Regions from separate parts of the Homo sapiens genome. Here region 2 is linked to region 1. Evidence: chromatin loops called from intact Hi-C (ENCODE). Cell type or tissue: heart right ventricle. All regions are shown on one strand.

What was found. A loop is a pair of places that touch in the nucleus more often than their neighbours do. Peaks named below come from ENCODE experiments on the same cell type or tissue, not always from the same donor. Only the 100,000 strongest peaks of a DNase experiment are listed, where the experiment ranks them.
Region 2: it touches region 1 in a loop (5-fold over the local background); 86 of 110 quality-filtered maps call a loop at or near these places.

What each region holds. Positions count from the first base shown.
Region 1 is chr3:37,775,199-37,783,198 of GRCh38, forward strand. It overlaps ITGA9 (integrin subunit alpha 9), which reads left to right. Exons shown (of 28, transcript NM_002207.3): 24 at 2,194-2,319; 25 at 4,704-4,823. The region is part of intron 3 of ITGA9-AS1 (ITGA9 antisense RNA 1); the gene reads right to left. Among named protein-coding and RNA genes, the nearest start is that of ITGA9-AS1, 83 kb to the right of the region's middle. In heart right ventricle, a CTCF peak has its summit at 4,555 (motif pointing left); no DNase peak of the experiment used is centred here; H3K27ac peaks cover 3,055 bases.
Region 2 is chr3:37,458,088-37,466,087 of GRCh38, forward strand. The region is part of intron 1 of ITGA9 (integrin subunit alpha 9); the gene reads left to right. Among named protein-coding and RNA genes, the nearest start is that of ITGA9, 9.9 kb to the left of the region's middle. In heart right ventricle, no CTCF peak of the experiment used is centred here; a DNase peak (open chromatin) is centred at 514; H3K27ac peaks cover 2,591 bases.

The DNA of each region.
Region 1 (8,000 bases):
GGGCAAAGGACATGAACAGACACTTTTCTAAAGAAGACATACCTGCAGACAACAAGCATGTGAAAAACTCAGTATCACTGGTCATTACAGAAATGCAAATCAAAACCACGGTGAGATACCATCTCATACCAGTCAGAATGGCTATTATTAAAAAGTCAAAAATTGGCCTGGTGCGGTGGCTCATGCCTGTAATCCCAGCACTTTGGGAGGCCGAGGCGGGCGGATCATGAGGTCAGGAGATGGAGACCATCCTGGCTAACACGGTGAACCCCATATCTACTAAAAATACAAAAAAAAATTAGCCGGGCATGGTGGCAGGTGCCTGTTGTCCCAGCTACTCGGGAGGCTGAGGCAGGAGAATGGCTTGAACCCAGGAGGCGGAGCTTGCAGTGAGCCAAGATCGCGCCACTGCACTCCAGCCTGGGCAACAGTGAGCGACTCCATCTCAAAAAAAAAAAAAAAGCAAAAGTCAAAAATCAACAGATGATGGAGAGGTTTTGGAGAAAAGAGAATGCTTATACACTGTTGGTGGGAGTATAAATGTGCTCAACCATTGTGGAAAGCAGTGTGGCTATTCCTCAAAGAGCTAAAAGCAGAACTGCCAATTAACCCAGCATCCCATTACTGGGTATATATATACCCAAATGAATATAAATCATTCTACCGTAAAGACACATGCACATGAATGTTCATTGCAGCACTGTTCACAATAGCAAAGACATGGAATCAACCTAAATACCCATCAAAGACAGATTGGATAAAGAAAATGTTGTACAGATATACCATGGAATACTATGCAGCCATAAAAAAGAATGAGATCATGCCCTTTGCAGGAACATGGATGGAGCTGGAGGCCATTATCCCTAGCAAACTAACACAGGAACAGAAAACCAAATATCACATGATCTCAATGATAAGTGGGAGCTAAATTATGAGAACTCATGAACACAAAGAAGGGAACAACAGACACTGGAGTCTATTTGAGAATGGAGGTTGGAAGGAGGGAGAGGAGTAGAAAAAATAACTATTGGGTACTAGGCTTAGTACCTGGGTGATGAAATAATCTGTACCAAAAACCTCCATGACACAAGTTTACCTATATAACACACCTGCACATGTACTCCCAAACATAAAATAAAAGTTAAAAAAAAACCAACAGCAAAAAAAGTTTTTGTTCCCTACCATGAATAAAAAGTTGAAACATTCTTGAACAACTATATTTTACTCAAGGGCATTATAGACAGGGCAATTTAACAGATGCCTGTGGTTAGCCATGGGATTGTAAGCACAATTCTAAATTATGAATTACTAATTATTAATTTTCTGGTTTAACCTCACATCCTGTCCAGCCTTCAGCTACAACCAGTGTGATATGGTGATATATAAAGAAGACTTCATTTTTCTAACAGTTCCTCAATTTAAACATCAGAAAGAGTGCTGTTCTTAAGGAAATCATCAAGAAAGACTAAGCACCATTGTTTTGTTTCTGATGTTGCTGTCACTCAGCACCGTTGCCATTGCTGTCAGAAGCAAAATCAAATCACTCACCAAGAGCTCGGCAAGCATGCAGGTCCCCGTCTGGCTCAGGGCAGAGACTGGTCAGTTATTTTTTTGGTAGCAAAACTCTGGCTTTAGAGTTGGACCATGAGCAGTCCTGCTTGCTGCTCATTCCCTTTCTCTAGAAGGACCCCTAAGGAGTTTTACAGCACCGTGGGGGCTTTCTAGAATGGTTGAAAACCTCTGGCAGCAGATCATCCATCAGGCTTGGTCCCAAGTTCCAGACCTGGGTTCTTGACTCCATGACTGTTGGCCAGTGACCTAAGTTCAGTCTCATTTTCCTCATTCAGACAAGAATTGCTTGTAAGGATGTTCTTAAGTGTGCTTTCAAAACCATGGAGTATAAGGCTTATTTTACTCCTTAAGTCTTCCTATTTCCTAGTCACATCTCATTTGCATGTTATATGCCATCTCATCAATTATTGGGGGACCTAAGATCCACATTTTCTATTATTTGGCCCTGTTGATGCTACAACTTCTGCCTTTCAGCTTTTCAGCCATTGTTCTCCACTTCAAAATGGACAAGGAGGAAAGGTGAATTGGGGTTCTACCACTCCTGCCTCTACAATAAGAGGCTCCAGCATCATGATTCATTCTTGAGAATGACTCCTCTGACAGGCCTCTTTTCATTTGCAGGTGGGCCAAGAGAAGGGAAACTGCTCTTTCCAGAAAAACCCAACTCCCTGCATCATCCCTCAAGAACAAGAAAATATCTTCCACACAATATTTGCTTTTTTCACAAAGTCTGGAAGAAAAGTCTTGGTAAGGATTTGTTTAGTGGTTGGGGTAACACGGGTGGTCCTCACTCGGAAGACACCAGTTTTCTATTTGATATTTATTATTTCCTAAATCTGGTTTTAATCAATTTGACTTACAAAGGCACAGACTGTGGTCAACTCCTAATTTTCAGTCTGAGGTTTCAATCAAAATGTTAAATTTACATTCCAAATCCTATTACCTGGAAAAGGGATAAATCTTTGCAACCCACCAAGCACAAAGTAAAATGTTTCTTCCACTAGAATGAGTCTAAACAAGAGTGATTATTCTTGTGCAAACATTTTGGGAAACTGTTTGATAATATCTACTAAAACAAAACGTGTGTATCCTATGACACAGCCATTCTACTCTTGAGTATATCCCCAAGAAAAATGAGTACTTGTGCTTCCCAGAAAAGACATGAAAAAGGATGCTCACAGAAATGTTAAAATAGCTGAAAGCTGAGAACAATGCAGATATCCATCAATAGGAGAATAAGTAAGCAATTGTGGTATATCCATACACTGGAATATTACACAGTAATGAAAAATAACAAACTACTGCTAATGAATGAATCTCACAGACAGAATATATTGAGTGGAAGAAGCTAGAGACAAAAGCCACATATTGTAATATTTCACTTATACGAAGTTCAGAAATAGCAAAAACTAATCATGATGATAGAGGTCAAGAAGGTGGTTACTTTCAGAGGAATGTGGATGGGATGGGGCATGAGGGAGCCTGCTTAGATGCTGGAAATGTCCTACATCCTAATCAGGGTGGTAGTCCTCCAGGTATAAACACATGTAAAAATTTTTAAAGACAGGCCGGGCACGGTGGCTCATGCCTGTAATACCAGCACTTAGGGAGGCTGAGGGGGTGGATCACCTGAGGTCAGGAGTTTGAGACCAGCCTGGCCAACATGGTGAAACCCTGTATCTACTAAAAATACAAAAATTAGCTGGATGTGGTAGTGGGCGCCTGTAATCCCAGCTACTAGGGAGGCTGAGGCAGGAGAATCGGTTGAATCAGGGAGGCAGAGGTTGCAGTGAGCCAAGATCGTGCCACTGTACTCCAGCCTGGGCAACAGAGCAAGACTCTGTCTCAAAAAAAAAAAAAAATTATAAAGACACACACTTCAGATTTGTTCTATTTACTATATTTGTTACACCTCCATTTTTAAAAAGTGCAGGTATTGAAGATGGAATGACAATGCTTTCCAAAGCCTCCTTTTTTTTATCTTTGGTTACATTTCTCTAAGCTCCTTATTTCAGCCCTGGCACATCTCACCTTTATCATTTCCTTTCTCATTCTTTTCTCCTGTTGGAGAAGGGTGACTGTTTGCCACTTGAAAGGTTGGGTTTTTTTTTTTTTTTTTTTTTTTTACTTACATAGTGAGGGTGATATTGTTGAAAGCCCTTAGACTTGTTAGATGTAGTGATACCTAGTGATTTTATAGTTACGACTCTGTCTGGCTGAAAATTTTGCCGTATAGATGAAACATCATCAAGGTATGTATACGCATTTTGGAACCTATCATATAAAAAAGAAAACTTTTGTAACTTAAATTTGGGATTTATGTTTTTGGTTTTTTGTTTGTTTGTTTGTTTTGAGATGGAGTCTTGCTCTGTCGCCCAGGGTGGAGTGCAGTGGCATGATCTCGGCTCACTGCAGCTTCTGCCTCTCGGGTTCATGCAGTTCTCCCGCCTCAGCCTCCCCAGCAGCTGGGACTACAGGCGGCCACCACTATGCCTGGCTAACTTCTGTATTTTTTGTAGAGACAGGGTTTCACCATGTTGGCCAAACTGGTCTTGAACTCCTGATCTCAGGTGACCCCCCTACCTCAGCCTCCCGAAGTGCTGGGATTACAGGCGTGAGCCACTGCGCCCAGCCGAGATTTACGTCTCTATTGTAACTTTTGTGTTTTCTTGAGGAAGTGTCACATGACTTCTTAGCCCTCTTATTCACCTACCTAATAAATAGGCATGAAAGTATATTTGCCACTACACAGGTGGAAGTCACATAATGTAGGAAACGTGTCTGTGTTCAAAACTCATAAGAATGCTTTCAGAATGCAAAATTTAAGTTTGTGGGTTTAAAAAAAAAAACAATTATTTCTCTTTGTGAATTCATCCAATTCTTGGTAGGATAAATTAGTGAGCTGTTTTCTCCCAGTTGCTTGACTTAAAGGCATGCTCTGGTTCCCACTGGGTGGGAAATCCCTTGAATGCCCTCTGGTGGCGAGAAAGAACGATTGCATCTTCTTGTGGATTTCCTCTGCCTGGAATTGCCTTAGTCACCAAGTTCATGGAGCCCACTACTCTGTAAATTGTTGTGGATTTGTCTTTGTTCTTAATTCCATTGGAAATTTTTCTGACTTTTCTTCTCAGGACTGTGAAAAACCAGGAATTTCTTGCCTAACAGCACACTGTAACTTTAGTGCTCTTGCTAAAGAAGAAAGTCGTACTATAGACATTTACATGCTGCTGAACACAGAAATACTGAAAAAGGTAAGCCCTAATGAACCGCACTTGTGGATGCATTTAGAAGCATTTGAATTGTTGACATCTGATTTTGGGTAAAAAAAAGGAAAAAGGAAAGCATTTGAATTGGTGTCCTCATGACAATCTGGCTGCCCCCCCTTTTGGCTGTCTACAAGAGACTGTTTTTATTTTTATGTATTTAGGGGGTACAAGTGCAGACTTCTTATATGAATATATTGTATCGTGATGAAATCTGGGCTTTTAGTGTACCCAATAGTGAACATGGTACCCAACAGGTAACTTTTCAACCCTCACCCCCCTCCCACATTTTGGAGTCTCCAATGTCTGTTAATTCCACTCTTTATGCCTATGGGTACCCATTACTTAGCTCCCACTTATAAGTGAGAACATGCAGTAGTTGACTACTTATGAGTTATTTCACTTAGGGAAATGGACTTCATTTCCATCCATGTTGCTGCAAAAGACATAATTTAATTCTTTTTTATGGCTGAGTAATATTCCATGGTGTGTGTGTGTGTGTATATATATATATATACCACATTTTCTATAACCAGTCATCCATTCATGGACACTTAAGTTGATTCCCTATCTTTGCTGTTGTGAATAGTGCTGCAATAAACTTACCAGTGCAGGTATATTTTTTATACAATACTTCTTTCCCTTTGGGTATATACCCATTAGTGTGATTGCTGGATGGAATGGCAGTTCTATTTTTAGTTCTTTGAGAAATCTCGATACTGCTTTTTTGATTGTACTAATTTATCTTCCCATCAACAGTGTATAAGTGTTCCCTTTTCTTTGCATCCTCACCAACATCTGTTGTTGTAGTTGTTGTTGTTGAACTGTTTAGTAATAGTCTGGCTGCCCCTTTTGAAACTTTTCCAGCAAGTGCCATTGGTAATTTTGCTGGTAGATAATGCCAGGGTAAAATACCAGACCCTTGCTACTCAAAGTGTGGTCCGAGGACCAGCAGCATCAGCATCACCTGAGAGTTTCTTAGAAATGCAGAATCCTGGGCTCCACCCCAGACTTAATAAATCGGCATCTTCATTTTTAACACATTCCCCAGGGATTTTGTTTGGCCATTTAAGTTTCTCATGCTTTAGCTTGCATCAGAATCACCTGGAGATCTTGTTCAAACACAGATTCCTTTGGGGTGCAGTCTGAGGCTCTCCAGTTGCCACAAGCACCCAGGTGATGCCAGTCCTGCAGTCTAGGGACCTCGCTTTGGATGAAGGTTGGCTAACCTTTTCTGTAAAGGGCCAGTGGTAAATATTTCAGGCTTTGCAGGCCCTACAGTCTCTTGCAACTGTTCAACTCTGCCATTGTATTGTGAAAGCAGCCATAGACAACACTCAAATAAATGGGCATGGCTGTGATCCAGTAAAACTTTATAAAAACAGGCAGAGGGCCAGATTTGACCCATGAGTCCTAGTTTAAATGACGGTTTGTTTTGGTCCAACTTTTGAACCTCAGGTCACTTTGCTATTATGAGTTTATCACAGGTGGTTCATTAAAAAACCACCTCAACCAGTGCATCGGTGGCTCTTGAAGAATCATACAAATTTCCTATGATTTATTTTAAGGTGAGAGCTGCTGAGAGGCCACTTCCAACAAGTTGCTGTAAAAATAATTACATGTGAAGATAAAACTAAATATGCATGTTAGCCTCAGAGATTCCAATTATTTTTCTTTAGAAAGACTAAATGTGTTAATCTGTACAAACCTATCCACGTGTGAATGAATAACCTTAGAAAAGTCATTCTGTGGTTATTTTTAAATAGGCACAGAGGTAACACACTGACCTGAGAGGATGCAGGCATCAGGGGATGTTTTTCCATTTTCAATCTGTAGCCGTTACAGCCCTCACACACCTGAAGAGAGCTGTGCATAGTTCTGGTTTCTCTGGTTTGCTCTGGAGGGAAACTGGTTTGGGGCAAGTTGGACTCACACTGCAGTGCTTTCTTCTCCCTTTGTACCTCTCCCTTTATAAAGGACAGTGTTGGAGGAGGACCAGGCCTGACTTAGAGCACCACTGGCCATCCTCTGATTCCATAAGGGAGGCTGGAAAACCCCACGTCTGGAGAAGTACCTTCCTGAAATGTGTCCGCAGGCCAGGCTGGAGGACTATGCCTCTGCATATGTACCTGTCCTGTTTGTATTCTTCAAAAATGGTGCTGCAGACAGTTTTATTGCCTGTGCCATACTTGCCACTGTCCATAGAGCCCTGGTGACAGCACTGGTGGCTGTAAGCCACTCTGATGTTTCCTTTATCCTCAACCCAGATGGCTGCTGCTTGCACTTCAGTTATTTGCACTTAATCATGCACAGCTCTGCAGCCTGGTTCTTCTGCTTTTCTATCCCGGCAGCCAGTGGTGACCCTTTGCCAAGGAACATGTCCCAGTGACTACTGTCCCCATGGGCCAGCCAGGCCAGTAGAGCCGCAGGCAAGAGAGCTGAAAGCTGTAGGGTGTCATATGAAGCCTTCAAGGCTCATTCTCCATGTGCCCTTTCAGCAGAAACCAGGAGCACTTCCAGGTGCAGAGAAAAGCTTAGAACAAAGTTGACCTGGAAGCCAGATGGGGCCCCAGCTGCTCCCAGAGCTTCAGTTGCCCTGAAGCCAGCTACAGCCTCCCTTGGGGAGTGGAGCCCACATGGCTCCAGGCCTCCCGAAGGATGTGGAGCAGCGCCAGCCTTGTGGTTTGCCTGGGCCTGCAGTCGTGTTTATTTTCCTTTTGACCTCAAGATCTGGCCCCAGACAAGGGAATTTGAGGTTTTACTGTTTTGACCTTAACAAGTTTTCATTTGAAATGTAGGATCTGATTTTTAAAATCACTGTAGGAGCCGGGCGCAGTGGCTCACGCCTGTAATCCCAGCACTTTGGGAGGCTGAGGTGGGCATATCACAAGGTCAGGAATTCAAGACCAGCCTGGCCAACATGGTGAAACCCCATCTCTACTAAAAAATACAAAAATTAGCCTGGCATGGTGGTGGGCACCTGTAGTCTCAGCTACTCGGGAGGCTGAGGCAGAAGAATCGCTTGAACCTGGGAGGTGGAGGTTGCAGTGAGCCAAGATCGTGCCATTGCACTCCAGCCTGGGCAACAGAGCGAGACTCTGTCTCAAAAAAAAAAAATCACCGTAGGATTCGGATTTTTTTGGAAGTATTCTTCTTTCAGTCTGT
Region 2 (8,000 bases), 320 kb before region 1:
ACAACCAAAATGAATTTCGTCAGATAGTATCTACAAGAAGTCAGATGCTTTCACAGGCATAATATTCTTTAGTTGAGTCTTTGTAACATCCTGGTGAGTGGTTTCCAGTTTGCTATTTGGGGAACTGAGGCTTACAGAGTTACACGCCTTGTTCAAGGCCCACCCCAGCCTGAGAGATCAATGCACATTCACTGGGGGCTTGTGTCAGTTTGCATCCTTTAGGAAGCAGATGCTAGGACAGAGATAGGAGTGTGAGAGAATTGTTGGGGGCGGGTATTGCCTGTGAAAGACAAATGGGGAAGTTGGATGGGACAGAGAGAGCCTCTGACTCTATGCAGATCTGATTAAAGTCTCAGTCAACTCAACAGAGATCACTGGGCAGAAATAGCTGTCCTCTGCCAGGGTCAGGTATTGGCTGGAGCTGTCTGGGAAGAGCACAGCCTCAGCTGGAATCCTGCAGCAGATCCCAAGAAAGCTGCAGCTGGAGGCTGTCAGCTGACATTCCGCCTTGCAGCTGAACAGCATGAAGTGACCCACACCTCTGTGGCTGCCCTGGAGCCTGCCACGCGTGAATCACTGTGTTGGGAGGGTGTGAGATGTGCTCCTTGGCCTGCAGTGTGGCTGGGGATCATCTTTGCTCATACCTCTGTAATCAGTGTGTGGAGCGTCAGGACTGACAGTAGGGCCATTGGGACTGGCCCAGAAACAGAATCCTGAGCAATCTTGCCACCAGCTGACTCACAAGGTGCCTCTTTCTGATGTCAGAGAAGTCACAGGTGATGGATTTCAGAAGAAAGGAGCTCTGCTTTACGCTGAGCCACCGAGTTCTCTGAACTGCAAATCCTTTTAGCCAAGTGGATTTGGCGATCAACCAAAGCAGAATAAAATGTTTTATCCCAACCTTCCTTTTTGCCAGAAGGAGTCCTAGGAAGCCGATGTAAGTCCAAGATTGGGAAAAATCTACAGTCTTTGAAACCACGGGCTCACTTGGTCCACCAATGTCTGTTCTGACCAAAAAGGACTTCTGTGTTGAGTTTAAATTAGCAACAGTAGCAACAATAACACCAAAAGCAGCAACAGTGTATCTGAATATTCAGTAGATGTCAAGTGCTATCTACATTGGTACTCATACCAGCTCATTTAATGTTCCCAACAGTCCTTTCAGCTGGTAGCCATTTGGGCTGCCATAACAAACTGTTATAGGTTGGGTTGCTTATAAATGACAGAATTTATTTCTCACAGATCTAGAGCCTTGGAAGTCCAAGATCAGGGCCCCAGCAGATTTGCTGTCTGGTAAGCACCTGTTTCTTGGTTCATAGATAGTGGTGTTCTCACTCTAAGCTCACACAGTGAAAGGGATGAGGGAGCTCTCTGGGGCCACATTTATAAGGGCACTAACTCATTCATAGGTTATATCCTCATGACCTAATCACCTCCCAAAGTCCCCACCTCCAAATAACATTACCTTGGGGTGAAGATTTCAACATATACATTTTGAGGGAACACAAGCATTCAGTCTGTAGCAGCTGGCTATCATTTTATCCCCATTCATGGAGGGGAAGCTGAGGTACAGAGGCATTATTGCCCAAGTTACATGGCTAATGAGTTGTCGAGCACAGGCCTGTGCCTTTGCCCACCCAGGCTGACTGCCTGTCAGGAAGTCAAGAATCCGAGTTTGGGGGCTTCAGGGCGCTCAAACATCTGTCTTGTGAAGTTCTGTTCTGCCTGCTTTCCTGGAAAAGTTATTGAATTGCAATAGCAGTAGCTTCTCTGCGGCACCCTTTGGGGATGCTTATTCATGACCCACTGGCTACTCTTGGGGGGATGCTAGGGTTCTGTTTTCTGGAGATGTTTGATCACTGAGTGAACAGGGACCCAATGATTCTGCCAGGGACATTTGAAGGGCCTCTTCTCACACCAAGGCTGTCTAGCATTAAGACAGAAGTGTCCCAGGAAAGATGGAGTACTCTGCAATATTCCATGTATCCCTCTAACCTCCTGGGGCTGCTTTGTTACTATCCCCCCATCCACTCTGAGTTCTACTGGCTCCCACCACTTATTTAGGAATCTCTGAATTGGGGAAGGTAGCCATGGTGGCCAGTGTTTCAGAATCACTCCTGGGTTTGTAACTTTATTAAAGAAACCCACACAGAGTCAAACTTCTGCACCAGTGACCAACAATATGTGAGAGGATGATTTGTATCCTCAAATATTTGAACACTTAATAAAAGGCATGAATGGGTACAAAAAATTAGAAAGAATGAGTAAGAATGAGTAAGAACTAGTATTTGATAGCACAACAAAATGACAATAGTCAACAATAATTTGATTGTAGTTTAAAAATAACTAAAAGAGTATAATTGAATCACTTGTAACATAAAGGATAAACGCTTCAGGTGATGGATACCCCATTTACCCTGCTGTGGTTATTACATATTACATGCCTGTAACAAAATATCTCATGTACCTCATAAATATGTACCTACTGTGTGCCCAAATCTTTTTTTTTTTTTTTTTTTTGAGATGGAGTCTTGCTCTGTCACCCAGGCTGGAGTGCAGTGGTGCGATCTCGGCTCACTGCGAGCTCCACCTTCTGGGTTCACGCCATTCTCCTGCCTCAGCCTCCCGAGTAGCTGGGACTACAGGTGCCCCCCACCACACCCGGCTAATTTTTTGTATTTTTAGTAGAGAGTGGGTTTCACTGTGTTGGGCAGAATAGTCTCGATCTCCTGACCTCGTGATCTGCCCACTTTGGCCTCCCGAAGTGCTGGGATTACAGGCGTGAGCCACCGCACCCGGACTATGTGCCCAAATTTTTAAGAAAAATAAAAAATCACGGAACAAATTTCCTCCATCTTAGCTGATCTGTTGGTGTGTTAAGGCCACCTGGGAGATGGCCTTTCCTACCCCTTCCTATCTAGTGTCCAAGTGCTGTGATGTATGTGGATCCCAGAGTAAACTTGGTGTTGTGCAGTACACACCAGTAGGCAGCATTGCAGAGGGTCTTGGCACCTCTTTTGCACCAGGATGGGTCCTAGAGGGTGGATGTTCCAGATTCAGCTGAGTAGTGTTCCTGTCTCTACCTTCATTGAATCCCTGGTTCCACAGCAACAACCAGATCCACGATTTTTGTGCCATAAAAGGGGGCACTGCTGAGATGCACAAGTGCCTGGTGGCCAAGAGAGTGGGCTCCAGCATTAGCCCTGCCCTCAGCCTGCCTTACTCAGCTCTCTGCTTAGGAGCTGTGTGATCTTGACCAATTACTTCAGCTGTTTGAACCTCAGTTTCCTTTTCTGTAAAGAGTAATAAGGGTACATCCCTCATTAGGTTGGTGGGGGCATTAAATGAGATGATATCTGCAAAGCCCAGAGCACAACACGGCACACAGTAAGCCCTTGATAGATGCTCGTAGTTATTTCTCTTGTTACTTGATCTGATTTATGAAACCAATGGTCTTTTTCATCCTGACTTGAGATGCTGAGTTTTCTTTCAGTATTTTTGTTGATTCATTCATTTATTCATCAGACTTTGAGTGTTGACACTCAACACTGAAATGAATGAGATATTCTAACATAGACACACTCTTCATTATGTGTGGCCTCTAACATTTTTGTTATGCTCTACATAAATCTGCATTTTTGTGCATTCATTTACACCCTGTCTGCTTCCAAAAAGGATCTGAGATGGCTACTTTAAATGGAGATCTTTGGGATTGTAAATCCTAGAATTTTGCCTGCCTGTTTCTTCTCTGTGCTCTTGGAAAGCCAAGGAGCAGATGGGAGGCCACCCTTGTTATGGGGAGCTCCAGCTCCCACCCCAGGCTCCAGATAAGTCTGGGAGGTAGATCTACAGTTCCAGGATGGGATACTTTTTTAAAAAGTAAATGTAAATGTATTGCCATATTTCTCTTGAAAAAAAATTATCACAAGAAACCAACAAGAAGATATCAAGGCTTTTTCTTAGATCTGCCAGAAGTCTGTAATTTGCTCTATCCCTTGGATTTTAGTGTTCACTTGCTGCTTTCAGATGTGGAAGGAAAACCTCAGTCCTTTTGCCTTGCCTCCTTCTCCAGTTGCCTCCCCTCAGTGTGTCTGCCAAGACCTGAGCCCCAGGCCAGGGCAGCAGCCTCTGACCTTTCACTCCCTAACACACAAGCTGGGGACCAATGTCACTCCAAGGTTGGACCCTGCCCCCGTGCCTCTGCTTTTCCCAGTTGGGCATGGACTCCACCAATTTCATTCTCTGACTTAGCGTTATGTGGTGTGGATTGTACTGCTCTCCCTCCATTTACTGTAACCTAGGCTCTCCAGGATAAAAATTATTATTGCCAACCTTTTATGAATACTTTCTATATGCCAGAACCACTGTGTTCATAGTTCCCTTTATGCAGAGCAGGCTACCACTCCCGAAGCACAGAGAAGCCAAGTCACTTGTCCAAGGTTACCCAGCAAGTAAGTAAATTACAGAGTTGTGCTTTGAACCAAGGTGGGACTGATTTAATGCTAAACTGACTGTTCTCAGGGTTAGCCATGCTACCCTCCCTACCTCCACCTCCATCAAGGCCCTGTCCAAGGTATCAGGTTTCTAAGGAAAAAGGAGAAGGGCCCTGAAAGGAAAAGGGCTTCTTCGGAGGGCATTTGTGTCTGCTCTTGGCCTTGCAGATAAAATACCATAATCTACTCTTGCAAATCAGGCCATCCTGGGGTGCATGGTCCCCCAAACACTTTCATCTGCCTTTTCCTTTTGTGCCTCATCACTGCCTTGGGAGGGGGATCATGCATTTGTTATTATCCTTGTTTTACAGAAAAGGAAAGGAAGGGTCAGAGTGGCCAGGGGACTTGTCTAAAGTCACATAGCTGTAGCTGGCACACTCCTGGGTGTGACTTCGGATACACTCTTTAGGGCCTATTCTACTACTCCACCATGCCTGTCCCATCTCAGGGCCTTCAGTAAAAGTCTGTGGTCCTGGTTGGTGATGAGATTCCTTTGAGGGAGGGAAAGGAGACCAGGTAGCTAGAGGAGCCATAGCAATAGTTGTCAGCTGCATAGTTGGATAATTGGTTTGGACTTAGCGGGAATTAGTGGGCGATGGAATTACCACGGTCCAGATTCCGTCAGAAGTGGCATGCCTTAGCTTGATGACGTATCTGTTTTCTATCACCACAATATTGCTGCATCCCTAACAAACCACCCCAAAACTTAGTGGCTTAAATCAACCACCACCTGTAGCTTATTCTCTGGTTGGCAGCTTAGGTTGGGTTCAGCTGGGTGGTTCTTCTGTTCTCTCCAGGACTCACTCATGCATCTGTGGTCAACTTCTGGGTTAGCTGGTTGGCTGGCTGGCAAAGGATGGCTTCAGCTGGGAGGGCTTATTTTTGCTCCATATGTATTTCATCCTCTTGCAGGCTAGCCTGGGCTTGTACACATGGTGGTTGGGTAGGGTACCAACAGAACAATCAGAGGCTTGCATGATTTCTTGAAGCCTAAGCTCAGAAGTCAAACCATGCCCCTCTGCCACATTCTTTTGGCCAATGTAAGTCACAGGTCCAGACTACATCAAGAGGAGGCAGAAACACATTTCATCTCTTGACAAGAGAAGCTGCAAAGTCACACTGAAAAGAGCAGGGATACAGGAAGGATGGGGAATTGTGGCCACTTTGTAATATATTACTGGTGGTGAAAGCATCCTGGCTGTCCCTGAATTACTGTGACAGTCTGAATAAATTCCTGCCCAGCGCACCAGAAAAGGGAACAAGGTTCTATTAACCTAAATAGCAAACACAGAGAGAGGCTCTCTAAAAGAAAATGTTTACTCAGGAATAGGGCATTGCAGTGGGAATACATGTGTCACAGTAATCTGCATGAATATTCAGGGAGGTAAAGGAAAACAAAGGCTTTTAAAGGAAAAATGAGGATTACTTAATTGTTTTGAGATAATTATCTTTGGATACAAGGATCAGTGACAAGGGTGGCACCAGTTTGAGGTTGGATAGAGAGTTGCTAGGTAGATTTCCTCACAGAAGGTGTGAGTGTGTGTGTGTGTGTGTGTGTGTGTGTGTGTGTGTAAGGTTGTGATGGCCTTTGTGCAAGATTGTGTTTTTGCAGATTTTTTTGTGCTAGTTCTTGTTATCAGTTGTTTATGCATGAAAACCTTTCCTTCATGGCGTCCCACAGCTCTATTTGTCAGGGTTTTTTTTTTTTTTTTAAACATAAGTGACTCCATTTTGATTCTGACAACTTTTGCAATTCTAAGGATCTATGAGCTCTTGGGTGCTGCCAGGAGTTAGAACTGGGATGAGTTGAGTGTCAAGGTGTTTGACCTACTACTGCCCAGCAGTCTAACATTTCTTTGAACACCTACTTTGTAGCAGGCACTATGATGGGTGTTTTATAAACATTCTTTTGCTTAAACCTTACAAGAAACCTTCTTAGGTACACTTTTATTCCTCCTGTTTTACAGAAGAGGAAAACTGAGGCTTGGAGTGTTTAAGACACTTGTCTAAGAGACACAGCTTGTCAGCAGTAGAGGCAGGACTTAAACCCTATGTTACTGCCTGTGCTTCTTACACTTTATCACCATGCATAACTTTCCCATAAAGCTTAGAAGCCAGGTAGAACTACTGGCTTAAAACCCTAGAAAGCAGTCAGTATCCACTGCTTAAATACCAGGAGCCTCAGTTTCCCCAAATATAAGAAGAGCTTATGAGGCCTTTCAGGTCCCATGGCTCCATTGGGCAAGCATTGGTCCCTAGTGAGTCCCCTCCCTCTGGAAATGAAGGGTTTGGTGTGGTCAGAGGTGGCTATCCTGGCACCAGCTCTTCCTTTACTCAAGCCTGGGCTGCTTTCTGCCCAGTAAGGGATGCGGACAATTCCTGGGGTTTCCCCGTGGTGGACACACAGTGAAGAATTTGACTCATGTAACCAAAACGTGGGTCCCTGGGGAAGCTTTGGCTTTGGGATCAAATGCTGAAAGCAAACCTAATGGGTTTAAAGTTTTTAATCCCCAGTTGCTGTCCTTGATCTGGCTATAATTTTGCCTGTGGAATCGCTGCTGTGGTGTTTGTGGGGAGGGAGGGAATCTTTGAGACACTGTCAGTTCTCAGTCCTGCCCAGGGAGGCAGCTGCGGCTCAGTCCTTCTCTGTCACCCGCTCTCCAGAGAATTTACCTGCAGATTACCCTCAAAACATGAGACAGGTTCAGAGCGAGGTGGGCGGCTGGAATGGAGCCTTCACAGACAGCTTGACCACACACAGGGAGCTCAGGAAGCAGCTTTGTTGGAAAAATGCAGGGCACTTAAACTGCCACACCAGGAGGGGGTTTGGAGAGGCTGGAAAGAGCATGCCATTGGACACAGACACTCTGGGTTCAAATCCCAGCTCTGCCACTTACTGGTGGTGTGACCCAACATCTCTGAATGGAAAACACATGAGAGGCTGCCTGACAGGATGGCCATGAGCAAGAAAGCACCCTTGTGAGCATAACCAGTGTTGGTGCATGAACCGATGCACCCACACTGCTTATTAAGAGAGGCAAACCTCTGGTTAACACCATGACAGCAGTGTCAATGCTTTGGAAAAGCAAGGTGATTGAAGTTCACCTTTTGAGTCACCTGAGCCTGATGGGGAGGGGAAGGTCTTTTCTCTTCCAAACCCCAGCATGCCCTTTGACATGACGGAGCTTTCACATCAGAGTTCTCACTTCAGAGCTGCCCTCAAAGGCTCACTGGGGCTTGCTCAGGTGGGGATTACATATGTGAGTAGCTGGCACCAGAGGGGGCACTGGGTACCTGTTGGTTCCCTTTTCCTCCTTTCAGGCTGATGTGGGGTGGGTAGAATAGGGCACGGGTGATGTATTTGACTACTGGGGTGCGTGCTACAGCTTGGCATCTTAACATGAATAACCATCTTAACCTCCTCTGGCCACCTGCTTCCCTATCTGTAAAATGGGGATAATATTAGTACCTCCCGTAGGGTTGCTGTGAAGAGTAAATTTGATCCTG